Linked DNA regions of Mus musculus: all the other regions are linked to region 4. Evidence: chromatin loops called from intact Hi-C (ENCODE). Cell type or tissue: left cerebral cortex. All regions are shown on one strand.

Evidence for each region. Hi-C counts contacts between places; a loop is a spot of excess contacts. Peaks named below come from ENCODE experiments on the same cell type or tissue, not always from the same donor. Only the 100,000 strongest peaks of a DNase experiment are listed, where the experiment ranks them.
Region 1: a loop joins it to region 4, with 2.9 times the contacts of the local background. A loop is called at or near these places in 16 of 42 quality-filtered maps.
Region 2: it touches region 4 in a loop (4-fold over the local background); 20 of 42 quality-filtered maps call a loop at or near these places.
Region 3: it touches region 4 in a loop (2.7-fold over the local background); 2 of 42 quality-filtered maps call a loop at or near these places.
Region 5: it touches region 4 in a loop (1.8-fold over the local background); 6 of 42 quality-filtered maps call a loop at or near these places.
Region 6: it touches region 4 in a loop (7-fold over the local background); 4 of 42 quality-filtered maps call a loop at or near these places.
Region 7: it touches region 4 in a loop (3.0-fold over the local background); 4 of 42 quality-filtered maps call a loop at or near these places.

Annotation. Positions count from the first base shown.
Region 1 is chr2:58,663,266-58,667,265 of GRCm38, forward strand. It overlaps a transcript of Upp2 not described here. Among named protein-coding and RNA genes, the nearest start is that of Upp2, 90 kb to the right of the region's middle. In left cerebral cortex, CTCF peaks have their summits at 1,580 (motif pointing right) and 2,391 (motif pointing left); a DNase peak (open chromatin) is centred at 2,376.
Region 2 is chr2:58,482,816-58,486,815 of GRCm38, forward strand. The region is part of intron 4 of Acvr1 (activin A receptor, type 1); the gene reads right to left. Among named protein-coding and RNA genes, the nearest start is that of Acvr1, 82 kb to the right of the region's middle. RefSeq lists an enhancer at 2,720-4,000. In left cerebral cortex, no CTCF peak of the experiment used is centred here; DNase peaks (open chromatin) are centred at 1,887 and 2,497.
Region 3 is chr2:58,028,010-58,032,009 of GRCm38, forward strand. Galnt5 (polypeptide N-acetylgalactosaminyltransferase 5) reads left to right here. Exons shown (of 10, transcript NM_172855.3): 7 at 1-151. Among named protein-coding and RNA genes, the nearest start is that of Gm33594, 22 kb to the left of the region's middle. In left cerebral cortex, a CTCF peak has its summit at 1,550 (motif pointing right); DNase peaks (open chromatin) are centred at 1,557, 3,104 and 3,526.
Region 4 is chr2:58,564,865-58,568,864 of GRCm38, forward strand. It overlaps Acvr1 (activin A receptor, type 1), which reads right to left and starts at 1,964. Exons shown (of 12, transcript NM_007394.3): 1 at 1,923-1,964. It also overlaps a transcript of Upp2 not described here. In left cerebral cortex, a CTCF peak has its summit at 2,489 (motif pointing left); DNase peaks (open chromatin) are centred at 663, 1,624, 1,925, 2,405 and 3 more places; H3K4me3 peaks cover 3,970 bases; H3K27ac peaks cover 3,446 bases.
Region 5 is chr2:58,508,050-58,512,049 of GRCm38, forward strand. The region is part of intron 3 of Acvr1 (activin A receptor, type 1); the gene reads right to left. Among named protein-coding and RNA genes, the nearest start is that of Acvr1, 57 kb to the right of the region's middle. In left cerebral cortex, no CTCF peak of the experiment used is centred here; a DNase peak (open chromatin) is centred at 2,267.
Region 6 is chr2:58,640,425-58,644,424 of GRCm38, forward strand. It overlaps a transcript of Upp2 not described here. Among named protein-coding and RNA genes, the nearest start is that of Acvr1, 76 kb to the left of the region's middle. In left cerebral cortex, CTCF peaks have their summits at 1,874 (motif pointing left) and 3,711 (motif pointing right); DNase peaks (open chromatin) are centred at 1,532 and 1,972; H3K4me3 peaks cover 394 bases; H3K27ac peaks cover 1,204 bases.
Region 7 is chr2:58,197,170-58,201,169 of GRCm38, forward strand. No RefSeq gene overlaps it. Among named protein-coding and RNA genes, the nearest start is that of Gm13546, 35 kb to the left of the region's middle. In left cerebral cortex, a CTCF peak has its summit at 2,446 (motif pointing right); a DNase peak (open chromatin) is centred at 2,464.

The DNA of each region.
Region 1 (4,000 bases), 98 kb after region 4:
GGCTCAGACACTGCCATCTTGCCAGTAGGAACAGGGAGTCCACTCTTCTACTGGATTTCCGTAGAACAACCCCTTCCTCAAGCCTGTCGCATTCTCCCCTCCTCCCTCTTCCTTGATGATTTTAGTATCTTGCTATACAGCTCAGATTAGCTCTTAACTTGTTATCCCCCTGTCTCAGCATCTAGAGGGATGGGATTATGGGTGTGTGTTCTAGGCCCAGTTTACTGTGTTCTTCTTTTTCTCCTACACAGAAGCTCATGGCTTGAGTGGCCACTCAGCTGTCTCACGGGGTTTCCTGAATAGCTCTTTCCAGGGGCCAGGCTCTTACTGTGTTCTCCACAGCCCACTAAGTACAGTCTTGGCTGTGTGTGCTGCTGAATATTTCAGTGAGACTTTTTATTATATTTATTTATTCACTGGAGCTGAGAGGGGCACCACAGCATAGGTGTGAAGTTGGGAATTCCTTCCATTGTGTGGGTCCCAAGGATCCAACCTGAGTTCTGGAGCCCTGTCAGTCTTTTCCTTTAGAGGACTTTGAGAAGATTATAGGCCAGGCTTGTAATCTTCCTGCCCCTGGGAATTAGTGTTATGAGCCACCACGCCTGGCTAACTGCACTCCAGTCTTCATCCTAAGATCACTGAGATACGGGCAGGGAAATCAATAGGCTTAATTGATATTTTAAGAAGGATTTTCAGGCTTCTCTGTGAGGAGTGAGTATCCGGGTCGAGACTGGAAGGGAGATCCAACTGTCTCCCAGATTGAAACTGCACACACTGGGTCAAGTGGTTTGGAGCAGCTGGGCGAGCCTGTTTGGAAGCAGAATTAGGAGGTAGCACTTACTGGTATCAGCAGCGGAGGAGTGAAATGAGTGGGTGACGCTTGAGGTTGAATATTTCTGTAGATTTATGTGACTGCACTACTTATTAGAAACGGGTAACTGCGATACTTAATAAAAACCCTACTAAGAGCATGTTGCATGTTTGATGTTACAGTGATAGTGGAGGATTCGTGGGTGAGCCTCAACAACTAGGTTTGCAGTGTAACCCCTGATAGCCTCTGCAGGTCCAGAGGCCCTCAGATTCTACGACAGACTCCTAGGCCTTTGCAAGCCTCAGTCTCATGTACTCCATGAGTCTTCTTTATGCAAACAAGCCTCTTATCTCCCAGCTTCTAAAGTTGGTTCGTCTTCTACCTCAGGAAGACTCCAACGGGGAACAAGCTGCTATCCCTGCACCCCCAAAAAAGAATTCAACCCAATATCTAGACTCTTCGGTGGTATAGTGTGTGTGTTCAGTTTGCAAACAACAGTTTACACTCCCCCAATCCCCACCACACACCACCTCTTTGAATTCAAGAGCTTAGTCTGTTTAAGTCTCAAGTTCCCACTGTGAGGCAGAGAGCACTTAACCCCTTGCAGAATGCAGCCTGTGCTTAGACCTATGAGAACATTACCTTCTTCTCCAAGAACAGGAGATATGTACTCCGCAGTTTTACAAATAGAAGGGTCATTAGCATTGACACCAACCAACCAACCAACCAACCAAATAACAAACAAACCAAACAACCCTAAAGAACTGCTTTGGCAAATAACAACCTCAAGGGGGCGCCCTACCCTGCCACTCTGGAAACTCCCCCCCCCCCCAACCCCCTTCCGGGATTCCCACTCTTGCTCTGAAGTCAAGACGCCAGACAACTGGTCTTATTTTGAAAGAACACAAGAGTTGCTTTCCACCTCAGTTAAGTGACGGGATTCCTGGCAGGTTATCTTTCAGGCAGACGAGAGGTTGATGGATCTTCCTGGGAGACAGACTTTGAGCTATAGAGAGCCATCATGCGATTGACCACTATCGCAGCTCCCGTTGTCCCATTGCTGTCTCCACATAATGGGAGTCTATGACCGGTATGGATTTCTGTTGGCTTTCTTCTCTGATGCTGGCCTTCAGCTTCGGTTTGTCAGCCTCTCAGCAAGTGCAGCAGGAAGCAATAACAGCTCCTTTTTTGTGTTTGTCCCCTCTTCTCTGCGACCCCCGATGGGCAATGCACTGAGCACTTTACATGCATCGTGGCATAGCCTTGTGATGATCATTCTGTGAAGTGCTAACATCACTATATTTGCTTTACACTTGAAAATTGCAAAGTGTGAGCAATTAAGTCCTTTCTTTGCGGTGACCTATTTACAGTAAGGGTTTGCGGCTTCTTTCTGCCTTGCATTCATTTTTCTTGTCTCCTTTGCTTCTTTCTTCTGGCTTGTGCTTCCTACTGCCAGCCTTTCCATTCAGCTAACTTTGCCTGACAGATGGAGCTTCCTCAGTTCTCAGGTGCCCTGAAGGTTTCCTGGCAACCACCTGGTCTTGAGGTCCTCAGCTGTCACAGCAAGCACTCTCTGCTGCCCCCACCTGGCAAACTCTAGCACTGACTCGTTTCTTGGCCAATACATTTGTAAGAGTTTTCCACTTTTAAATTTTCATTAGTAAGATGCTTATATGCGGCTGTTTAAATTAAGATAGGAGTGATCAACTTCTAAGGAAATACAGCCTGCAAATGAATTTAAAAGGATGGAAGCTCCCCGTGTGATGGGGTACATTGGGTCTCAACGCAAGTTAATGGAAAGTGAAAATGTTCGCAATTCAGAATTGGCTTTAAGTTTTCCTTGTGATTTTTGGAGCGACTTTGCATTGTTTTTAGTGTATTTCTTCTTTATGACTTTATACTTGAAACTTTGCCAGAAGTTCCTGAAAAAAATTTAATCTAAAGTGCAAATTTACTATTTTACAAGGAGTCATTACTTTTGAGCTTATTAGAAAAAAAGCCAACTCGAGGTCAGTAATTACCTCACAGAAGGCTGAGTGCTGCTTGTTTCTCTTGTGTGCCAGGCCTAGAGTAAATGTTCAGAGCTCGTTTGCTGATTTAGAAGGAACACACAAGTGGTTCTTTATGAGGTACCGAGAAGAGTTGAAAGGGAGTCTTATCTGACTTGGGTTAACCCTAGAATTTATTTTAAATACATGGTTGTTTGAAGACTTTCCTCACTAAAATACTGCACAAGAACAAAGAACGGGTATCCTGCGCTCACACGGCTAAGGACTTTCTAAAGCATTTGGATTTCTTACCTACGATTAGCTCAGTTATTGCTAGGCTGATCAATAGGCACAACTCTGAGATCAAGAGCAATTCAGAGCACTATTCTCCCTTCAGCCCATGTTCATTGTTTACCGTTTGAATGAGACCTGTAATCAGCATTATTTACCAATCTTTACAGTGGAACTTTAAACCAATGGTTGTTCCTCTCTTCACAGGTATTAAATACCATTTCAAGCATCCTTTCAGGGATTCTGGGCTTCTTAACCAAGTCCATTTCCCCAGACTTTGCAGTCCATGGAAGGAACATTGAACCTGAAAGAGTCTTTGAGAAGTATTTGTTATTTAACTTGAGGCAGCTGTTCTTAAAAAGTTACACAAGTCTATAAAGTCTTTAAAATAGATTTAAAAAAAACCAGTTAAGATCTAGCCTTGAAATACATATAAAATACATACTAGGAATTTCCTTTGACATTCTTTGCTATTACAAATACTATTATAACTAACAATTCATCCAATTATAGACAATTAAATTAGGATTCAACTGCTAAAAATTAAACACATATATTTGGTGGGCTCTCTGAGCCAAATTGCCTTAGAAATGTCATTGTTTATTGCCGAAAACTCTAAAGCATGTATATAACTGTAGGAAATACTGAAAGCAGTCATCTTCCCCCCTCCTTGTCCTTGAATTTTTGCCAAGTATCATCAAATATCAGATACACACTGTAATAGCAGATTTGCTTGAATGTCACTATTAATCTAATCTGTAACCTTTAACCTTTTGTTTGAGGCATTTCAGAAACTTTACACAGATAGCTAATGTCCAGAACAACCAGAGCCAAATGCAATAATCTTACAGTTGAAGGACAGCCAAGGCACACTCTTTCTGAGGATGCTTTTCCTTGGAGCCAATATGAA
Region 2 (4,000 bases), 82 kb before region 4:
GGTAAATATCTATGTTTTTCAATGGCCTTGTACAACCCTTGTGAAGGGGTCATGGCCCACTGAGTGAGAACCACTCATCCACAGCATCACAATAAACAAAGAAGTAAAGCAATACACATAAATAACTGTATGGTCCAAGGCACACTTTGTAGTCTAATTATAAGTTCTTAGTGAGAGCTAGTTTCAAAGTTGCAGCCTAAATTAAACTCTATATCCATAGACATAGGAAAAAACACTGCTTTCTCAAGGTCTCTTGTTTTTGACAGGATAAAATAGAGAGTGTGTGACAGATGTCTGGGCTATAACCTAAAGAATTTCACCTGAAGCAAGAAGCCTCAAGTAACTTTAACATGTAGTGAAATTCAACTCACTAAACCCACTTGTGCAGTGTACAGAGGTGTGAAGCAGCTTTAACCCTAATCAGCATTTACTCCTGCAGAGTCTCCCTAAGTCTCCTACAACCTCCTACATACTTCTTACATTTATACAGACAGAAATAAGAGTTAGGGACTGGACTGCTTTTCTGTTGGTGACTCTTCTCAATCAAATGTCAAAACCCATGGTTTACATACCCTTGCTCTCAACACTCAAGACAAAGAAAAGTGGCCAAGGGAAAATGGCTATTCGTGGGATATAACCACTAACTCCATCTTTGATATGGAACCAGGAGCCAAACCCCAGTTAGCACTGAGTACAAAACCTCCAGTGATTCTGGCTCTCTCACGCTGTTCTCCCAGCATTTCTTTTCCTTAACTGGTACATCCCCATAAAATGAATTAGCAAATCCTTTATGTATTTATTTTATACAAACACACAAATATAAATGAAGACTTTCAATTCATAATTTAAGAATGGCATCCCCTACCGTGCTGTGGTGACACACGCCTTTAATTTCAGCATTTGGGAGGCAGAGGCAGGTGGATTTCTGAGTTCGAGGCCAGCCTGGTCTACAAAGTGAGTTCCACGACAACCAGGGCTATACAGAGAAACCCTGTCTTGAAAAAACAAACAAACAAACAAACAAAAACAAACAAACAAAAAGGACATCCCCTCCCAGACACCACACACACACACACACACACACACACACACACACACACACACAATGGCAATTTCATCTGGCAACCTGGGTTAGTGTGAAGAGGTGCCAAAGGGGTTTTCTGAATTAGGATTGCTAACTCAGCAAAGGCTGAACGGGAGGCAGACGGTGGGACATGCTTAGATTTTAATATCCACAACTCACAGAGGTACAGCAAGCCTCAAAGTACCCATGACTCACTTTTTCAGTCTGGTCTAACCTAACATTCACTATAACGTGTGTGGACCTGTAAGATTTTATTTGGGCTGGGTGTTGGGCTAGGGGATACCTTCAAGGGCTACCCATAAGAATGTGTGGGTTCTGAACCTCTCAGACCCTGATATCGATAACGCAGACGTCAAGAAGTAGATAATTGTGTTGTGTGCTGCCTCTCCACGGTGCAACAGGAAGTGTGATATCTGAAGGGAATAAAGTCTTACACCTGCCTGTGTGAATAACCAGGAAGTGCCCTGGCAGAAGGCAGCAAGCCTACTCTGCCTAATTGACATTCATTTAAATAATTCAGTAATTTAAATGTCATGCCAGAGGTATTCCCTCTCTGCACAGCTCACCCACATTGTTTGTTCTAAGAGGCACCTCCCAGACTTACTCAGTGTTATGGCTGGCTCAGCTTGCTCTCTGCTCTTTGTATCACCAGAACCAGGGCCGTGTGAAAATGCTCACAGCTGGAGCTGGCTAGGAACAACCTGGAGAATTCTGACCGCAAAGGATGGCTGCTTCCCCCCTCTTCCAGGGAGGAAACCTCCAGGGTGGTAGAAGATTGAGGTTCTTCTGCAGAGCCAGAGGCACAAACTGGGAGTCCCCAGGAGTCCACAGCAGCCAAGTCTTTTAAAAGATTTTTCTTGTTCTGGGCAAGACTCAGCTCACCATCTGGACACACCTACTAGGAGATGACTCCAGACTGGCAAAGCAAAGAGCAGCGTGAACTTCATCAGACTGCTCATAGCTGGGGACAATCTTGCGTTTGGTAGCAAAATTATTCACGTTTGTGTTGAGCTGGGCCATCAGCAGTTGAGGCATGATGCTGCAGACCTCTCTGTCTCTGTCCGTCTAGTGGTGTGCTGCGTAATGCTTCAGGCATTCAAACAGATTTATCGTTCTGTAGGGTGCATGAAAGCCCACCTTCTCCATGAAGACCTTTGATACAAGACAGATGAGCCAGGACCCTGTGCTAAGGGTCAACCAAAGAGGACAGGCTGAGTTCTTATCTGACCTCGAAGGGTGCAGATAATAATGCAGTAATTAGAAGGTGGGTGTAAAAGCCCAATAGTGCAGACGTTGTATAAGCTAAAAAAAGGGAACTCCAAACATCCTTGGCCTCCTTCCAGCAGTCCAAACGATTCATTCATTTGAAATGGCAGTTTATATTAGGTGTATAGATTATGGGAGTCCTTCCACCCGGCTCCTAATCTAGGAGCCCTGTCTGGCACCTCTCCAGAATCTGCAAGCATTTGAGATCTCTGGCATTAAACAAAGACTTAAGGAAGGATTTTGCAATGCCAGGTTTCATTGCCAGCAAGCCTGCAACTCAGACAGGAACACAAAGGTCTATGCGGAATGCCCACTGAAGGGCACTTGATCCTCTGGCAAGAAGGCAGGCTATATACATTCAGGGACAAAATACACCAGGGGCCCAAATGCTCTCTTAATCTACATACTCCTTTAGGAAATCAGCATCTTAGTTCAAAAAAACCAAAAAAAAAAAAAAAACCAGAAATATTGAATCTTAGTAAAGTTATACAGCCAAAAAACTAATAAATTTCAAGAGAGTTATGAGAAAAAAGAAATAGTCAAAAAAAAAAAAAAGACTATGAAATAGAAAGAACAACAGGCAAGTCCAAGAACTGTGAACTCAGGATGTAGCTACTCCAAATGTGTTTCTCCTGAGTGTTCTCTAACTCCGTGAGTGGCATGCCCGCTCATGCAACCACACAGGCCTGATGGTCTCTGGCTTCCATTATTCACAAGACAGACTCTATAGTCTGACTCACCCAGCTCTCCACCCTGCCCTCTTCAGATCCTGGGAGCCCTCAGGAAGCCTCTTTCTGGTACAGAATTCCAGGTGCTTTCTTTATAGAAGCCTCTGAACCTACCGAGAAAGGATCTCACTTTGCCTGCTTGGGCCCAGCACCTGAATCTTCCAGGGCTGATGGCCCTTTGCTCTGATGCTCAACAACATGAGGACGGAACCCACAGCTACCAGCAGCAGCAGCCTCCGGAGTTGGCAGTACCAACCTGGTGGACATTTGCTTCAGCATGAATTTTCCATTCACAGAAAACATTCAGGGGTAGGGAGAGACCTGAAGCTGTTTTCTGAGCAGACTGGGCCCATAAAGTCTTCAAATGTCAACACAGATCTTCGGGCAAGGCTTAGTCACCTACTGGCATGTCCGTGCAAATCATGTCTTCCTAGAGGGGCCTGTCACACCACCGACTCTGTTCACTACTCAGTACTTGCTATGAGAGCATAAGATTTGTGTGTGTGTGTGTGTGTGTGTGTGTGTGTTTGTGAGAGTGTGTGTGTGTGTGTGTGTGTGTGTGTGAGAGAGAGAGAGAGAGAGAGAGAGAGAGAGAGAGAGAGAGAGAGAGAGAGCGCTTGTTTTTTTACCAGAGGCCAGAAGTAAATAAGGAACTCTTTAATGCACTCATAAAACAGCTGGGCTTTGCGGGTGGTCTTCGTTTGGCTGGCTGCTTTGTGGACTTTGGGCTGCTAAGATGCTCTTGTGATCAAGGTCATTAACACACACACACACACACACACACACACACACACACACACACACACAGTAAGTGCCTTCGAGTCCAATCAGTTTAGAGAGAGCCATGTAGCACCTGGCTGCTCCCGGAGGAAATCTGCCCCTGGTCTTTGCTGCCATTTTTCCACCATCTTTCCACCGGTAA
Region 3 (4,000 bases), 540 kb before region 4:
TGGGGATCACCTCATAGACCAAGGGCTGGATGTGGGCAACCTTACCCAGCAAAGGGAGTTGCGGAAGAAGCTGAAATGCAAAAGTTTCAAGTGGTACTTGGACAATGTCTTTCCTGACTTGAAGGCGCCCGTTGTGAGAGCTAGTGGTGTGGTAAGTTAACAAGGCCGTTTGCTAAAACAACAGAAACTCCTTTAAGCATGCTTAGAAAAGAATGACTCTAAGCAGAAGGCACAGATGACACTAAAAGAGAGTACAGATAGATGAGAGTTGTTAGAGGTATATCTGAAGAAATCTATCATATGTCATGATGACTGATAACTAAATATCACATACCTATACTGCACATAAGAGACCAGGAAGTATGTCAGGATGTAGGCTTCATATCCTTTGGAATTTGACACTGAATAGAGAACAAGAATAATAAGAAAACAAAGTATGGACACAGAATTCAATGACTCTTATGAAGGAATGGGCCAGAGATGCTGATGCCTTATAAATGCATGCTGTCAAGAAATCCTGTCAGAAGATTAGAAGCCAGGTCTGTGACAAAATGTCCAACCAGCTCCGAGAAAGCAAGGTGTGGAGATACAACTCCTACACAACTCAGGACAGGTTGTGGCAATCAAGATATGGCGAGGTGGATGTGACTGTCAGGGGATAAATGGTGAAACCTAGGTAGAGAAGTGAGAGTCAGTTCATGTAGAGTCTTGTGGGTAATTTTCTTTCCATATTTCCTTCCTTCTTCAACGGGGTTGAATACAAGCTTCAAGTACAGGGGAAATACAGGCTTTAATTGGGTTCTAAAAAACTTTTGTAGAGAGGTTGAAAATAATAAAAATAGTCAAGGCACTAAAGGAAGTTTCACAAAGGGTGAACTGAGGTAAAGAATTTGAATGGGGCACAGTGCAAAGGGAAACTCGGAGAAGCTGAGACCCTGGGGCAAAGAAAGCCTGGAGTCCACCCACGAGTGCAGTTTCCTGTGATGGCATGTGACAAGCCAGTCCTCCACTTGAGCTCATGTTTATGTTTGTGGATTAGTCTCTTAGTTTACTTTTTTATGTTTTCACTCATTGCCCCACCTCCATGTTCAGGAAGATCTCTAACTTGCCTGTCAGTAGAACACTGGCAGAGGGCTCTTCCTAGGAAATAAAGGTATAAACCAGCCCCTCTCCCAGCCTGTCAATCTCCTAATAACAAAGACTTGATAAAAAAAAAATGATGCTGTTGTCCCTACTATAGAAATCCAGAGGGAGTAGTAAAAACAGGAGAGCATTCTGAATATTTGTTCTGATTTTATATAATTTAACCAATAAATACATGTAACCTGGCTTATTTATAACAAAGTGTTGTACAGCAGGATTTGGGGAAGGTCAAAGTAGACATCAGCTACTTTCGATAACTATGTAGGAAGGACTGATTGGCCTTAGCCACATCAAACACGTCACTTGCATCTTTACATTCCATCCTCCAAACAAGCATGGCCACGAAAAGGCTCAATAAATTTCTCCAGAGAATCTGAACTTAACTTAATCTGCATTACTTAACGTTAGCCACAAGAGGGTGCAATCAAACTATCTTTGGATTCCTTTGTAAGTTGCCACTGGTCTTTGAAAAGCTCTCCTCCTCAACAAAAAAATCAGATGCCTGCGGATGCCTGCGCCCTCATGTATGAAAATGCTGTGTATACATTTCGCCAGATATCACCAGGCTCTTCTTTTTTTTTGTATTTCTGTTCTCTTTTCTGCCTCAAGCACACAAATATTAATGAAGAGATACCATTTACTTTCTTCTAACAATCGTGTTATTACCATTTTAAAATTTTGAGGTTTTTTTTTTTCCAATGAATACCGAATACCAATCACAAAAAAGTTGCAAAAAAATTAAAATCTGTTTGTTTCTTGACCCACGTTTTTCCAAACGTTCAGCCTGTACACCTTGAATTTTATGCCCAATCAATGTTATTTTTTTTGTAATTTTTCATAAAGTCAATAATATTTTAAATCAATAAACAGCTCATCATCACTGTTTTTTTATTACAGTAAGTTGTAAGCAAACAGCCTAATCCTAAAGTTCAACAATTACATAAATAAGTGTCAGAAATCTCCACCTTTGACATTGGGAAAATGAAACCATTCAACACAGAAAGTATAAAATCTACTCAGTGCTTTATTATTATTTTTTTTTAACTTGAAATAGTTTGCATTGAAGGATCAGGGAGGAGATATTTTTCCCTCAGCCTCCAGTGTCTTCCAAGGCCTGCAGGAAGGAACAGTTTGAAATCAAAGCAAAACAATAGCAACAACAAAACTATATAATCTAAGCCTCTCCAAAGCATAACCTGGGTAATGCTAGCTGTGCGGTCAGGAGTCAAGTAGATCTGGGAAAGGAAACAGTTCCCTGAGCTGGAACCTTGTGTTCTGGAAGAATCTGAGAAGTCCTAGGATGGGCAACTTGCTTAGCTGTGATGGAGCCAGAGTTTTCCAAACTTATTTATGATAGGATTTCTGAATGAGCCATGAGGACATGAAACTTAGAACAATTAGGGTTTTAATTTTCTTCTTTGAACTGCAGAATTGTTCTATGCCTTGTGCTCCCTGAACTTGGAGTGCCATTGCTTGATCCTTCACGCTGCCCCCTGCTCAGACCTACTGATGGTGAATGTGCGTGTATTTGTCATTTCAAACTGTGAATGGAACATTTTGAAGATTTTGTTTTTAATGGAGATCTGTCCTCCTAGAAACACTTTGTGTTCCCCTGTGTCAGACACTATAGAAATGTCAACCATTAAAACTGCCAATGTTTGTTTATATTCCTTGAAGGTTGGTGAGGGTTCCTAGCCCTAGCAGGTAGATCACATTTTTATTTCAAAGCCAAAGGTCAATGTGAGGTTTCAGATTCCTAGAGAGAATCTAGCTTCCATATTTTCTCCCTGTGCTAGTAGATCAAGCTTTTTTCCTAAAACCCACTGGCAGACGGTGGTCTTTGTGTGGAAACAGCTCAGTCCCAGCTCTGACTTGCTCATCACCTCACACACCCCACATGCCCACACCCATTCCCATATGTTTCTGTGGGAACAGTCTTCCTACTTACCAACATTGCAGTAGTCCTTCTCTCGGCCTTCTCTCTGCATTTCTGACCTCACAAACAACTCCCTACTTACCCTTCAAGCTAAGCTATGCATTTGCAAGTGCAAACCAACCCACTAGACACCCCACTATAAAAATCTAATGATGTTGCAGCCAACATGGCCTCTATTACTGCAGCACCCCAGAAAGGACACAGATATGCTCACTATCTCCCAAGCTTCTCCGCCTTTCATGGAATACATATAATTCCTCCTCTATACCTCCGGTAAATTGAAAAACCTAAATTGCATCATTAACCTACCATCTTGTTAGTGCTGCCCAGCGCGTCAAAGGAATCAACCTTGTCTGCATTAAATGGCAACCGAGAGAAAGCTCCCTCCATATTTGACCCTGTAAATCCATTAAAAACTCCAGTCTGCCAGAAAGGGCCCTCATGTTTGGCTCTGTTTTAGCTTTCGTGACTTTCCTGTAATGAGTCGTAGCTTGACTGAGTCATTAGAAAGAGTCTGCCAGGGAATGAGCTGGAATCTGCTGTTCTCTGAAGGACTCAATTTATCTATGATCCAGTACCTAAGTGATCAGATAATTTGGAGGGGTCAGCCAAGGAACACAGCCTCTAAGTCTTGGCTTGAAATGGAAGGTGTGGACATGGACTATTAAAATATGCATTGAGATCAATTCAAACCCTCCCTTCCCAAATCCTTACTGTCTACTCCAACTTTTGCTCACTTCCATTTAGCATTCCAGCAAAGAGTTAATGACTAGCTAATGTCCATTGCCACTGTGACTGAATCACAGGTTTAAACTGACGGCTGTGCTGTGACAGAGTGACATTGTGTCTCTTTTAGAGAAGTGACCAAGAAAATCATATAGTGCAGACTTTTGCCAATCTATCAATCATCTTTTCACCTTA
Region 4 (4,000 bases):
TCTTAACTCTGCATCCTTAATATTCTCTGTAATTACTTAGCAATTACAAGAAATTTATTCAGATTCAAGTGATCACTCTAGTCCAACATGCAGAAGTTGTAAGACTATTATCTCAATCAAGTTCGCTCTAAAACCACTCTCTGCTTGGAGCAGACCTCAGCCACACAGTTGAAGAGAGACCATGAGTCCAGCCCGTGCCCACGCTGGCCCTTGCTCTTTGCCGGCTAAAGCCAAGGTCTATCTCAACATCACTCATCACCTTTGAGGACTCCCATGTACAGTGGCAGCAGAGATGCTGCGTCCCATTACAAAGTGACAGCCACCCAAGGCACACGCTGCTCAGCTTCAGAACACTTCCATCCATTTGTCAACCCCAGGACAGAAAACAAAAGTAACCAAATCACAAAGGGAGGGAGCTGAGCTTAGAACGGTAATCCAGATCCTATGCAGACTTAAAATAACCTTGTGACTGCACTGTCCCCGAGAGTGGCATGGGTGAGGCCTGGGATTCATACTTAAGCAGTGTGCCAACTGTAGAGCTGCATGGCAAGGCACTGTCTGAGGTCAGCACAAGTCTAGTGTCTGCCGCCTGCCCGAGCCTGGGCCCCCGGCCAGCAACCCACCTCCAGAGACTAGTGCCAGGACATACTATAGTGTTTCCATTTAAGGCCTGCCACTTGGATGAGCCCATCTCTGAAGTTTCTTAACACCACCTTTCCAGGAAGAATTTTTTGGGGAAAAGGGAGGTGGTGTCTATTTTTTGCCACCGCCTTCCCTTGGGCTGTCAGAGCAGTCTGCCTCTCAAGAACTGGATCCTTTAAAATCACTGCGTTATGTTTCTATTTGAGGGATTTTTTTCAGAAATTATATATCTATGCAAACAAAAAACATATATATGTGTATGTATATATATATATATGCAATCGCATTAAACATGTATGGGACCAGAGACGTTTCCCATCATCTCACACCAATCGCACAAACCGCAAAGAAGAAAAGCCAATAAAGAGAGCAAATCCAATGCATTACCGTCCGTCTCTCTCCAAACACCAAATTAATGGCAACTTTTTAACCAACACACTTTTCTTCTGCAACAAAAATGGGTGTTTTCTTGCCCAAGTACCTTCCTCCATAGCTCCTCTGCCGTGCAAGGTACGTTCAGATCTCCAGGGGAAGAGGGAGGTAGGGAAGGGTGGGAGACGTAACTGGCACAAACTGGACAGAGCCAAGCCAGTCTCTGAACCAGACAGAAGTCCATGCACGTAGTGAACCCACAGGCCCACAATTCTCCCCAGCGCGCCCAAGGTTCTAGCCTCACTGTTTTGGTTAGTGTCGAAGGAAGGGTTTTAAACTTGGCAAAGTACTATGCAACATCTGTAACCACATCTGCCTTCTGGGGATCGGAAGATGAATCCCACATTCCTGGCTTTGAAGCTTTTTGAAACTGCAGCTAGGAAGGACAGAGGGAGGGAGGGAGTTGAACAGAGTTTATTGGCTGTCTCTCCAGCAGAAAATTCCTCTTGGAAGAGATGGATATTTTGTGGGTGGGGGTGACTGGCCAATCTCTTTAGTCTGCCAAGCTCAGCTTAGAAGGTGAGCCCGGGGCCGTGAGGCCAGATCGATTTATAAGTCCGAGGCGCACACCCTGCAGGAGTTCATCCAACGCACACCCGAACCCCCTACTCCAAGCCTCTGTCCACCCCGGATCCCACCGGCAGCCAAGGCCCTAAGCAAGTCGGTTTCGTTCCGCCGCGGCTTCCCCCCACGTCGAGAGGGCACGCAGCTTGCCGGAGAAAGAATGAAAGCGAGGGGGAGGCACCGAGACGCCCACCCTCCACCTCCGATCCCGGTCTCGCCTCCAGCTAAGCTCCCTCCTCCCTCGGTCCCCAGCTCCGGCGGCGTGGCCGGCGACCTGCTCTCACCTCTGGTCCAGCGGCGGTCGGGTGCTGAACCCGGGGAGGCGGAGAGCTCGAGGCGACCGGGAGCTGCAAGGCGGCGCGGGAGGGCGCGGGGCGGGGCGGGGCGCTGCAGCCGGCGTGGAGCCCGGAACTCCGCGGGCCGCGGGCGGGTGGCCCGGGCGGCGGCGGCGGAGTGCAGCGCGGCGCGGCACGGCGCGGCGCGGGGCGGGAGGCTGGCGGCCACGGGGCCGGGGCGCAGGCTGGCGGCAGGCACCGGGCTGGAGCCGGGGAGACGGCTGTCGCGGGGCGGGAGGCGGAGGGCGGGGAGGAGGGCGGAGGAAACTTGCGGCGGCGCGGGGCTCGGCTGGGGGCGGCGGGGAGCCGGCGGCGGCAAAGTTCCCCCAGCGCTTGGGGGCGGCGGCGGCGGCGGCGGCGACCGGGAGCTGGAGCGGGAGGAGCGGGAGGAGGAGGAGGAGGAAGTGGCTGCGGAGCGCTCGGCCAATGAGTGTCTGGAGCTGTGATTAACCAGGCAGCAACACATCATTTCCTCCCGGCGCGGATCCAGGGAGCCGGGAGGGAGAGGGCCGGCGGCGGGGCGGGGCGCTCCTCGCGCCCCCTGCAGGCGCCCGGCCCCAGGGATTCCGCCCGCCTAGCCATGCTCGCCCGCCGCCCCCGACCCCCGACCCTTCGGGCCGCCCGGGCTGTGGGCTGCTGCGAGCCGGGCTGGCGGGACGCGGGGGAGGCGCGCGGCACGGGGAGCGGCCAGGTAGGCGCGGGCGGGGCCGTCTGGACAGCTCCCGGGGCGCGGGGCGGGCGGACAGCAGGCAGCCGAGCCGGGAACTGCGGGGGCTCCTGCACTCATCTCCAGCCCTGCGTGTCAGGCACAGGGGTGGATACTCAATGCTCCGCCTCAGCCAGGCCATCGTTGCCTTGTCTTCTGATCCCCTTCCACTATGCTCATTTCCTCGCAGGGTCTAGGGTTATGCAAGCGTTTGCCATTTTCGCAGTCGGCTTCCTTGGTAATAAAAATAAGCAAGTCTGGGGGGTGGGGGGGGGGGGGGCTTCTGCAAAAATCCCGCCCTGTCCTAGGCGCCACGGGAGCTTACAGTAGGAAGGAAGGAACATTCTCCGCCGCAGAGAGGCTGACAACTTTGGTCCTTAGAAACACAAAAACACCCCAGTGTGCTAATATTATCTGGAGCATCAAAAAAGGCATGCAAGGATCAAATTTTGCATGGTGCCCGCTTAGTGTTTGGAAGCAGCAAGCCATTTTCTCTGCCCTCTAGAAGCTTATAATGCACAGTCCTATCACAAAGCAAGAGTAAAATCATGACACCAATAAATGGGGAAAACATAAAGTATTTTTTATCCCTACAGGTCCTTTCATGTAGAGGGCATTTATTGGGTCGCTGGCTGCAACACTGCAGAAGGTTGCAAAGGAAGTGGAAGATCGGGCCTTTGCAAAAGCTGCAAACAAGCTAGCTTTACAGGCGTGTGTGTACAAGGAACAGCTAGAAAAGAGCCTTCAGGTGTTGTGTAAGCAAAAAGGCAGAGAAGGTTTTTGGTTCTTTTGTGTTTGGATCGTTCATTAGAGGGTCCTTGTAGTTATGTTTGGTGGCGATCAGGCGAGGAAAGTTCAGGTCAGATCAAGGCAAGATCACCAATCTGTAATCCCTGCTGGCTGAAACAATACAACAGAGCCCTCGGTAACACTTGCTTCAACTGTCAGCCCTTGAGGCTCACTGGTTTGACCTTGGGCACACTTTGAACCTAAGAGAGGGAAATGGGAGCCAGAGTGGCTGTGCAGCTATATTGCAGCTACCTCTTCGTGCTGCTGTGTGCTTTTAATCTTCCAAATGTTTACAGTCCCTTCCATGAGGGCAGGCACCAGGCTCGGCTGTGTTCATCCTGTATCAGCATGCCTAACAGTGGTGTATGTGTGTATGTTTAATAAAGACTTCCTAAAAGGTAGCTAGGTGGATTGAGGAAGCTTGACCTGCTTTGGGCTGCTACTGCCATAGATGTTCTCTTACTGTGGCTGACTCACTGCAAGAGCTAACAACCCCCTGTGACTACTCAGTGTTCCAAGGGACTCTGTGGAA
Region 5 (4,000 bases), 57 kb before region 4:
ACAAGTTCTTTGAACCGGAAGCTCAAAGGTTTAGCTGGATGGCCAGCAAGACCTCGGGACTAGGATCAGAGATAGGAACCGCTTCCTGCTTACTCTGTGATACCTGAATTTTAGGCCTAAGCACCGAGCCATCCCCCTAGTCCCTCAAAACCTGGTTTCTTTTACCGTGGAGACTGTTTCCCATCCTCTTTTCCTTCCTACAGTGTTAAACAGCCACAGTTCTCCAGCTTTGTTTCAGCTAGTGGGAGACCATCACCTCCTACCTGTTCCAGGATGTCCTTGATGCTTTCCAAGGTCCTACCACCTCTCCCCTTAGTCTGAAAAGTATATTTCTTCTTTCCTCTAAGGGTAAGAAGGACTTCCTTATCCTCTGGGTCCATTTAAGATCTCTTTTCTACCCCTAGTCCTCAGTTAGATGCAGCCTTTGTCTCCAAAAACAAATGGTATTCTACACACCGACTGCCCAACACGGCTGCCCTCATTCTATGGCTTGCTTCCTTGCTTGGTCTTTCTTGTGAGACAAGATCTAATAACCCAAGCTACCCTAGTACTCATTATGTATCTAAGGCTGTCCTTGAACTTGTGGTCCTCCTGGCTCGGCTTTCTCAGCGCTTAGAGTAGAGGGATAATCCATGAGTCTAGAGAAATTGTAAGGTTAGTAGGATCAACTGTCAATAATTGGTAGTGAAATGGATATTAGGTTGGGGAGCGGGCACAATTCAAAGTCAGTCTCTCTCCCTCTCTCCATCCCCCCTTCCTCCTCTTCCCCCTCTCTCTTCCATCCCTTTTGAGTCTATCCTTTGCTGCCCCCCCTCCCACACCCTCCCTCTCACTACACTATATAGCTATGGAAGTGAGAAAAAAAAAACACCTTTTGGATTCTTTCTGCTCCACCTTCCTCTCACACCTGAGTCCTTCACACTCCAACCCCACGCCTGTGTTGAACCTTGCTGCTCAGCCCTCTGTGTTACATGTCCCAGCTATATCTGCCTCAAAGCATTTAATTTGGGGCAAACTTGGCCATGTACTTACTATTTTTCCCTGGATCCCCTAAACAGACATCAGTGCGCCAGTTGACTGCAAGCCTGCTTGATGACATCCCTTTGCAGTGACCAGGCACTCAAGATGAACTAAAACCTTAGTTTTAAACGTGAGTCTACACTGTATTTGGTTTAGGTAGGGAAAGAAAGTCAAGGTGTAAGTTTGATATTGCACGGAAGCGACTTAGGGGGTGGGAGAGGCTTCTGCAACCTCGATTTAATGTAGAAGCAACTGGGTATTTGAGATAAATTAAAAGAGATCACTTCTAACTTGGGTTCCCAGCTTTCCAGAGTACCATCCAAGAGACGCGGCCAGACAGAAAGGCGCTGGCAGACTCTGGGTGCACCAGACAGTTCCTGCCGGACAATAGCCCATTTGGAAAGGCCTGCTTGGATCTCTCATTGCAGACACCAGCTGATATGCCGAGAGCCATCCCTGGTGACTCTGGGACAACTTCGGTAGCTTGAAAACATGGCTCCTCCAAGTCAGAAATTGACATATCATCTCTCCCTCACCCCCCCGCCGCCCCCATGTCTTCTAACAGTTATTGACGCTATTCAGAAAGTTATGCTTCTGTGCCTATTAATAACCTCAGAAAGAACCTTGAGGAGGTGTCAAGATAAAAACGGAGCTGGCTCCGGGAAGCCAAAGACTCAATCAGAGGCTACAGTTGCAATTAGTACATTGGAGACGAGAGAAAGGAAAGACATAACATCTTCTGTGTTCGATGTAATCAGTTCAGGAAGCTTAAAACAAAACACTTAGCCAATGAACTTAGCACGGAGTGGAGAGCATCGAAATCTACAGGAAAGGAAATCCTCTAGGAGCCATCTCCTCATAGAGATCGCAGTGCTGAGGAGCTGCCTGCAAAAGAGTTATTTCAGAGAAGTTTGCCTACAGAGCTGATTATCACTAAGCCTTTTGTAGTTATTTACACCTCTGTACAGTTTCTGTAAGTGACACAACTCAGTTGCAACTCGATCAACCAACTCGAAATAATGGAATCACTAATTAATCTTTAAAAGGACTTTTCATGGTGGTCTTTCTCCACCCACCTTCCCCAGGAGAGTGTGATTAATGGAATGTTCTCACAATTTAGCTTGAAATACGCTTTTGCCAGTCAAGCAGCTACAACGGAATCAGATAATTGTGGTGTGACTCAACAAACGCCACAGCTGTTCATTTAAATATATCCGTCAAAAGTATAAATACGATCATGAGAAAGCAAAGGAGCCTTGTCCCAGGGTCAGAGCACAAGTTGAACCAGTTAGCATTCAAGTAACCACAACAGAAACCAAGGAGACGCTGGGAAGTGGGGGGATGGGGGTGGAGCCAGACTTCTCAATGCATGCTCCATGGAAAGAAACCAGAAAACAGTTATAACCCAATGACTATCCACCCAGCCCAAACCACTCATGGACCTAACAGGGGCAATGCTCAAAATAAAATTAAGTGCACGGTATTCAATGAGGAGTTTTGGGTTTTTTGTTTTTTGGCGTTTTTTTGTTTTTTTAAATAGATGATGTCCCAAGCTCATAAAGATAGAAAGCCTGTAGAGTAGAAACAATTTATTCTGTCTTATGAAAAACAGTGGATACCTCTCTACCCCCAACCCCCACAAATAAACAATACAATTTAAAAACAAAACAAGCAGCAGCCTACTCTCCATCTCCAAAGATATATAAACTGACCTCCTCTGCTCTTCCATTTCCCCCTGGGGTATTCTAATGAGAATCCCAAGCATCTATATCATCTCTTCCACTAGCTCCCTGGTAGTTAAGCCCAACATCTCACCTAACAAAGTTGATATTGTTCCAGTATCATCTAAAATCAAATCAAGTCTTTAATCCAAGTAGGTAAATTGTCAACTATGAACAATCTGTGCCTGAAGAAATGAGGAAGACTAGGAAAGTAGGCTATTGGTTCTTTTAGAATGGTGAGTACTGGGGCGGTGTTAGCATTGCAACATTCTGGCAATGATGTGTGCCTAGTACTGAACAATTAAGTAACTGTGGCCACTACTGTTGCTCCTCAGTGTCTCTATGGACCACAGTCCTTTGTGTGAAATAAAAAAGATACAGGTGTAACACCAACACTTAAGCCAAAACCTCTGAAGGTAAATTTAAACTGAAAATATTTGCAAAGAATATTTTATTCATGAGTCTAGGTCCTGCCCACAAAAAATAGCTTTAAAGCAGTGGCCATCCAATCACAGAGAGCATCGCTGCTGCCCAGGTTGCAGTATTAAGATGCTCATTTCCCACTGAAAGAGAATCAAAGCAAGAAGAGAGTAAACAAAGTCTATCTAGGAAAAAAAAGAGAGAGAGAGAGAGTTCAATAGCTAAGTCCATTTACAGGTAAATAGGGAAAGAAAATCTGAAGTTTGAGAGCCTTGCCAGGCAGGAGAAGGAGGGGCCATACTAAACCATACTGCTATGTGCAGGTCCCTCCATGTTAAAGCCATAGAAAATGACAAAGAAACAATTATCGGGCCCTGTATACTACCAATGTGCTTGACCTGTGTGGAGGTCACAAAAGTCTCACTTTATCACAATTAACTAAGCTAGATATGTTTGTTGTGTAACAGTTTCCTCTAGGACTGAAACATTCCAGTACACAGGTAAGCCCCTTAAGTAGGAAAGTAAAGAACTCAACAGAGCTTCAGGAAGTCCCTGAAACTGACCAGACTCACTAGACGCCCTCTGACAGAATAAGCAATAAAAGCTGAGAGTGCCCCTCAGGCGGAAGGAAGCTGGACTACAAAAAAAGACTCCAGACAAGTGGAGCTGCAAAGAAGACTCTGAGACCAGACCAGCTGGCTGGAAAACAAACGCCAGCTGAGCTGCCTAGAAGAGGTTTAGACTAAAGTCACTTGGAAAGGACACTCTCCAACCTGTAGAGGTTCCTTTAGGCTGTACAGTATGCTCCAGATTCTGAGCTCTGTGAGCTGTCACCCATG
Region 6 (4,000 bases), 76 kb after region 4:
TATATATATATATATGCATGTATCAGTCTGTCTATTTGCCTATCTGTCCTGAAGCTGAGTAGAAGATTGTCTTGTATACATTGTCACTGAACGGATAGTTTACTATGTTGAGTCAATTAAGATATCTAACTCCTCCAGCTTTTCCACTTTCTATCTTACAAATCCCCTTCTGTTGACCCAAGGACCTCCCACAACCCTGCTACACAAACAATGGAATAACATTGAAGCCAAAGTAGATCGCAGTTAACAAAGGATGCTTTGTTAGCTTTTTGGTAGGAAAAACTTAGTGTTTAACTGGTGCTAGCACACACAGAAAACATTGAAGAAACAGAAGAGAAATGTTGCACTGTGGTTTCTGAGGCAATGGGGGGGGGTGGGCATCAACCAGGAAGGATCTGGCTTCATAATGTGACCTCATATAGGAGCCATGGGATGGTGGTAGTGGTGGTGATGGATCTTAATGACATTCACCCTATGGATGGTTGCTTCTTGCGAAGGGTCTCATCTTTCTTCTAGTCACCCATAGCTAGGAAATATGTTAGTTGGATTATTTGGGCAATATTTGGCTACAGAAAATAGAAGGCATATTCCAGAGAGTTTAGAACACATACCTGAGGTTCAAAGGTTAACTAATGAAGACACCCCTCCCATCATCCTGCCATGTCTTCCTCAGATTTTTCTCTTGCTCTTCTCATCTGGCTCCTCTGTAGTTGTCACAGGATGACTGTTATAGTGGCATATCCAGAAAGTGCTGTCTAGGGACAGAAATGGGAACCTTCTGAGCAAGTGCCTATGGGTGTCCCTTTTGCAGACATCTGTGGCAGCATTCTCAGTTTGAATACCATCACACGAACCCATAGGTAGTGGTGAATGCATTTAAATCCCAGCACTCCGTAGACAGGGACAGGCACATCTCTTGGAGCTCCAGGCCAACTGGTTTACATAGTAAGCTCCAGGACTGCATAGAGAAACCCTGTATCAAAGAAACCAACCCAACCCAACCAACCCAACAGCAAAACAGAAAACTATCATATGCCTAGCGGACGGATAAGATAGTATTAGGTAGATTTCTTCTGTTTTATTTCCTCATCTGTAAAGAGGGAACATAATCTTCATGGTAAGATTATGCAGAAAAGAATATGTGTTCTGCAGCATTGTGCTTGGTTCACACCTACTCAAATCTCTAGTCTGGGCTTACAAGTCATTTCCTGAGTAGCAAGACTGAACTTTCTCATCCCAATTATAAAGTTACCTCGGTCTAAACTCCTGGTAACCGGAGTTTATTTTTCTGCAAATACTCAGAAAAAGAAGGATCAGTACGGTAAGGCAAAACAATGGCAGGCAGCTGACAGCGCCTGCTGTACAGAATGGAGGACCAGTACTATGCAAGGGATGCTCTGTCTGCCACGTGACTAGAGTCTGGACTACTGGGTGCAGAGCCTGCCCGACATTGAGAGGAAACGCCACTGCTCCAGGTGGGGATCCAGGGCACAGATGGAGTACAGATGCTGATGTATGTGCTTGTGATAAAGTGTATGAACATTCAGGATGATTTATTCTTATCCCAACTCCATTCCTCATAGGCTGGCCCTGGGCACCACCACAGCCCCGAGTCGGAGCCAGCATAATAAATCACAGAGTTCCTCACGCTTCAAAGGGGATGCTAACGTGAATGCTGAATAGAATTCGCGTTATCATGTAGCCGAGGGGGAAAAAAATACCATGCGTTCTCACACAGAATGGGCTTTCTCTAGAAACAATCAGATTTCCCATTTCGGCTCCCCTCAACCCCCCCCCCCCCCCCCCACCAGGCTTATCTCCATAGACACAGTGCCATCTACTGAAAATAGAGCACCAATAGCCATGGTACCCCAAGGGATTCCCAGGAGAGCCCCCTCTCTGTGGGCTCTGGGTCTCACCCACCTCCCAGATGGACTGGAGGGAGTAGGCGGAATCTGCAGGCTGTTCTCCTGTCACAAACTGGAATGCATCTGTTCACTGGTGCTTTCCATGAGCACCAGGGAGAAGTTGCGCAGGCCCAGAGGAGCCTGGCAAGACACCTACGAGGTAGATGGAAGCGCTTAGCTGTCCGTTCTTGCCTTCAACTGACTGTGAACTCTAGCTATCCCGGAGAGGAGGCCTGCTGTTATACTAAGAGTTAAGAATAGCTGACATGTTTTCCTTTAGATAAATATGAGGTGTTTCTTTCCATGTAATACTTTAGCTGTGTATTTAATTCTATCTATCCTCCAGTGAAAAATTGTAATGGCTGACACAAGTAAGAGATTCTTAACAGAACCCTGAAGCCTAACTGAAACATCTGTATTGTGCCTTGTTGGAACCTGTTGATGACTGAGGTGGCCTTGCAATCCAGTTGTGACAAATTTTTCATGGCAGTTCATTGTGTTCCCTCTGAGGTAATTCCACAAGTGGAGAGATGGAGATATGAAAGAGGGATCATTGCAGACGTGTAAGGTGGAGATAAAGGAAGAACCACAAGCTCTTTGATACACCTTCTCTGAGTGTGCTCATCCCTTACTGTAAACACCTCCTGCCACTCTACCTCCTCCTCCCTGGGAATCCAAGTCCTGAGCAGCCATTCAGAGCTGAGGGGAGCTCAGAGCTCTGGCTTGGATTGGTTCTGATTTGACTTCTGGTGTGCAGTCAACCCCACTTCCCTGTCCATTTGTGCCTTCAAATCTGGCCCCACTTCTCTAACTGTACTGGCTGCTCAGTTTGTTCACTTCTTTTTAAAACACGTTTTTCTAAAACAAAGGTCCCGTGCTGATGTCTGGGATGGGACCATTTATCACAAGTATGCTTTTCGAAGAGGCATTTGAAGCTGAATTAGACGTGTCTGTCATTCCCTTAACGGTCACTGCCTACTTTTAACTGCAGTGAAGAAGTGCCACTGGTGTGTATGTGGGGCGGGACAGGCTGAAGGTAGGATGTCCTCTGGACACAGCAACCATCCTGGAGTGTGCTGTGTGTGTGTGTGTGTGTGTGTGTGTGTGTGTGTGTCTGGGGGGAGCGGGGGTGGGGCAGCCTGGAACCAGACACAAGTCTCTGAACCTAAGCAAGCAAGTTGGGGGTCATGCTTCTGGATTCTCTCTATATATCACAGTTCCAGAAAAATTTGAAATTAAACCCTTTTTTAAAAAGTGCCAAGAAAAATTTGGGCTCAAACTTGTACCTCTGAACTAACTGTTAAACCTGACATGATCTTGAAGAATTCACTGGCCTTTCTGAACCTCAAGTTGATTTTCTAAAGTTTTAGAAAAGTGGGCAAAATATTCTCTGTCACTAGGTTCTATAGAGACTACGTGTTTTTTCTGCACCCATGATGACTACATTGGTCAGACTTCTCCAAAGGAACAGAGCTGATAGAGTGAATGTATAGTAAAGGGAGTTATTGTGTTGTCTTGCAGATGCAGTCTGTGTAGTCTAACAGTGGCTGCCTTGCACTGGAGAGGGCAAGAACCTGATAGTTGCTTATTCCATGAAGCTGTTCCTCTCATCAGGCTCAGCCTGGACCTGAACCATAGAGGATTCCTGGTGAGCTGCTGGTCTTTATCGGAATCCCAAAAGAAGTTGGTTCTAATCTTGGTGGAGGCCTGTCACAGCAACAGGATATATGGATGTGCTAGTGAGGGTGAGGGCAAGCAGACAGAAAGGAAAGTTTCCTTCTTCTAGGTCTTGAATCTGGGCTGCCACCAGAAGGTGGCACCCACGTTTTTGATGGATCTTCCCTCGTCAAATACTAGGACCATGAGAATCCCTCACAGCAATGCCCAGCAGCCTATGTTTTTGGTTAATTCCAGATGCAGCTGAGTTGACAACCAAGACTAAACTTCATGGTTCGAATTTATAACCACTTTCTAGAACTTCTTGTGGGTTGCCATCAGTAAAAGAAAACACAATCCCTCTGAAAGACAGTGATGCCAAAGTAACCACATCAATGGTTTCTTCCAGACCAAGCTGGCGCAGGCTTTTTCCGTCA
Region 7 (4,000 bases), 370 kb before region 4:
AATGGACAAAGTGCAGTGTGTACACACCATGGAATGCTATTTGATAATAACTAGAACAAAGCTCTGTCATTTGCAAAAACACTGGTGAAATTGGGGGACATTGTGTTAGGGGAAATAAGCCAGAGATAGATGGTAAGTGTATTTTTCTTATATACAAAAGTTTGAACTGATCTGAAAGAAGAAACAAAGAAAAAGCAAGAAAAAATTAAAAAATACAAAAATATGGTGGATGCTAGAACCTGGAACCTGGAAGAAGCCTGGGACAGAGTCAGTGGGTAAAGGGTTGAGGGGTTCAGTTGGACAGGCAGAGAAACTTGGAATATTTGATACCACAGTAGAGCAACCAGTTGATGATATCCAATTGCTTTATTCAAAATAGCTAATGGAAAGGATTCCGAATGGTACCCCACCCCCAAAAAACAAAACAAAAAACAGGAGTCGATGAGCACGTGAGTCATTCCAATCAGATCGTTAAACATTGTAAAGATACACTAAACTCCTACACTGCATCTCACAAACTTGTATGATGAATAAATAAATATATATGCAGAAATAGTGGAAACAAAATGCAGAAGAAAAACATCAGAAAAGATGTTCTGCTTATTTCCTTCCCAACTCGCTGAATATGCCTATTGTGTTTTCATTTATTTAGACAGATACCTGAGTGCCCAATATTCTGTGTGTTGAGATCATATCATTTCTTCGTATCTTCAGCAACCTACTGTTAACACTTTGTTGAACACATCAATATAGCACTTGCTGAGGCTGACAAGGTGATCGATTATATTTGGCTTGACTCCTCAGTTGGACATCTAGATGGGAGTTTAAGAGAGCTTTCATTAGAGAGAGCTGCTAATGAAGACAACAAAATCAATTAAACAAATTAAGTTACAAGCCGATCCATTGCTGTTATTAAAGAATGGCTATATTCATGCCATGGTCACTGTCAGTCGCTCATCTCCCCTAAGGTGGCCAATAGCTCGGGAGTTGGATGATATGCTGTCTGCTCCCATTACAGAAACGCCACTGACACACTGAAGCTGTGGAGCTGGATTGGAAGGTGAGGAATAGCCATGGGCCCCAAAGCTCCGAGAGTGTCAGCTGAAACCACTTCTCTCTGGTTTTAAAGGAAAAAAAAGAAAGCTCAAGAGCAATCTAGGAGGAAGGGGGAAAGGACATCTTTGGAAGAGACTGGCTGCTGTAAAAACGTTATTCTTGGAATTGATCTCATCAATTTTTAATAAAAGTGAGAAGTATAGACATGCCTACACATTGAACAGAACATGCCACGATTAACAATGGATAGTAAAGTTTTCTATCTCTTCAGCCTTTACCGAACAGTTATTTTTAGGGCATCTTGCTTTCTTTATACTTGTTTAGGAGAGTTGTCTTATTCCCTAGGCTTATATTACTATCAGAGTCCCTGTTTTACCCAAACTGAATTTCAGGGTATCACTAATTCCACAATGTTGCTAACAAGGAGCACTTACTACCCTGTGTGAACAATGCATTCTGGGATTGCTTAAACTCCACAGCTTGAAAACAGAAGTTGTAGGTCATGAACTTGGAGATGTAAGGAGAAGTTTGCTTTACAGCATGCACACATTCTGTTTGGGAATATTATCTTTAAGAAACTTGGAAAGAGCTGGGCAGTGGTGGCACATGCCTTTAATCCCAGCACTTGGGAGGCAGAGGCAGGCGTATTTCTGAGTATGAGGCCAGCCTGGTCTACAAAGTGAGTTCCAGGACAGCCAGGGCTATACAGAGAAACCCTGTCTCGAAAAACCAAAGAAAGAAAGAAAGAAAGAAAGAAAGAAAGAAAGAAAGAAAGAAAGAAAGGAAGGAAGGAAGAAAGAAAGGAAGAAAGAAATGAAGAAACAAAAAAAGAAGAGAAGAGAAGAGAAAACAAAAGAAAAGAAAAGAAAAGAAAAGAAAGAAAAGAAAAGAAAAGAAAAGAAAAGAAAAGAAAAGAAAAGAAAAGAAGGAAACTTGGAAAGTAGCCAATGTCTGTCTTGCACTCAGCAGGGGAAAACACAAAGGTGCTTCTTGAGGCCCCACAGCAAATCCACCTCTTATTCCAGGCAGACTGAACCTGAGAGAGCTTTAGCGCCTTGGAGAATTAGTTATTTAGCCCAGGCTCTCCAGCAATTTTTCCTATCACATCAAAACACTTTAAAGCCTATTATGGATTCAGTTTTGATTGTGTACATTTCTTTAGAAGTGATGCCATAGAGAGTTTATCATGCAAGGGATGCATCTGATCCACAGAGATGTTCTTCTCAGATACCCGGCAATCCTCTGAGAAGGAAGACATCACGGAAGTAATGCATTGCCTGGTTAATTAAAACCTCGTCAGCATGCAAGCAAATATTTATTCTCAGATAAACCTAAACGCTTCCTGATTTAATTAATTCTTTATATGGCAATGCAGACTCATTTTGCTAGCCACATCCAGCAGAGGGCAGGATGCTCCCACCAAGGGCCAGCTGGCTACAGCCTCTAGTCAGAACACTGCAACTCTCTATCAGAGGAAAGAACATTTTCCTGGTCTTGGGAAGGTCCTCAATTTCTTGTAAGAATCTGAGTAAATCTGTTATCAACTTGAAAACAGAAGTTGTAGGTCATGGACTTGGAGATGTAAGGAGAAGTTTGCTTTAGAGCACGCACGCATTCTGTTTGGGAATATTATCTTTTAAGAAACTTCCAAAGTAGCCAGTTTCTGTCTTACTACAGAAGGTATGTAGAGAACTGATTTAGGGTTCTGTGTGTATGCTGCCTTTGTTAAACCTGAGTTATTCTTGGCACATGTCCTGCCTCGGTCCTACCACTCTCCCTATTGTAACTTGCCCTCTGCCCTTAGACACTCATAGCAGCTCCCCACTGGCTTCTTGTCTGATGCCCCTTCATAATCCCTTGGATATGACATGAGATCACCACTAACTCAAATTCCCCTCTTACCAAATGTAACTCAAGTGTGAGAACATGAGTGGTTCTTCCCCTTGTTTGTGATATAGATCACTAGGGAAACATTTTTGTGCCAGGCCTTGAGCACCACAAGGTTCTGAGCATTTATTCTATTCTAGGTAGATACAAGACAACACAGATGTCAAACAACAAACTAGAAGTTCCTTGTTAGTACTGTACACACTTTTGGATATGGGGGTTGTCTGGGAGGACTAGGCAGTTGGAGAGGATTTTCATCTTCCTAGGACATCCCCATCCATCTCTGAGGGAAGATAGAAGCAAATTTACTTTCAACTGTATTATTTCTGTATACTTTGGGTACTGGAAACTTCCTTTAATGAGAAAGTAATGCAAAAAACAAGCCCTCTAGTCATCAAAAATCACAATGACAACAAGAAAGAGAATTAAATACAAGTTGAAAACCATTGACCTAAAATATGTTTGTGAGAAAAATCAGGGCATGCAGCTCTCCCCAAGAGTGCATCTAGGGATGAAGCGCTACTACATTCTGTTAAGAATCCTCCCATTATTATTGAGTTTTTATTATTATAATCATCCCCTAATAGTCACCCTTTCCTAAAATAAGCTAAAGTATTGGGACCGGAGTAATATGTGGCATTTTGACAACTGTGAGAACCCATCTTTTGCACCCAGGAACTTTGTGCAGGAAGGTGATAATTGACCAGTCTCTCTGACCACTGGCTGGTATATCAACACATCATCCAGAGTGCTTTCAACACTTCTTGGATGCCGTGAAGAAGCCTTCATCCTCTTGGCAGAATGTCTTAATCCATCCTAAATGTACCAGGTAGCACCAAGCTTCATCAACCCGTTGCAGGTATTTCCACCTGCAGAGGCTCTAGAAGGCCCAGCTCTGGTTGCTCCAGACCCTATTACACTCCTTCATTATGTCAGAAAGAGGAACGACACTTGCTTTTAGTGGCTCAGCAACATAGCTGAGATTAGCAGAAGAGGGTATGCCTATAGGAGCTTGTGGATGATCTGATATAAGATTTGTATTGATAGGAGTCAATGT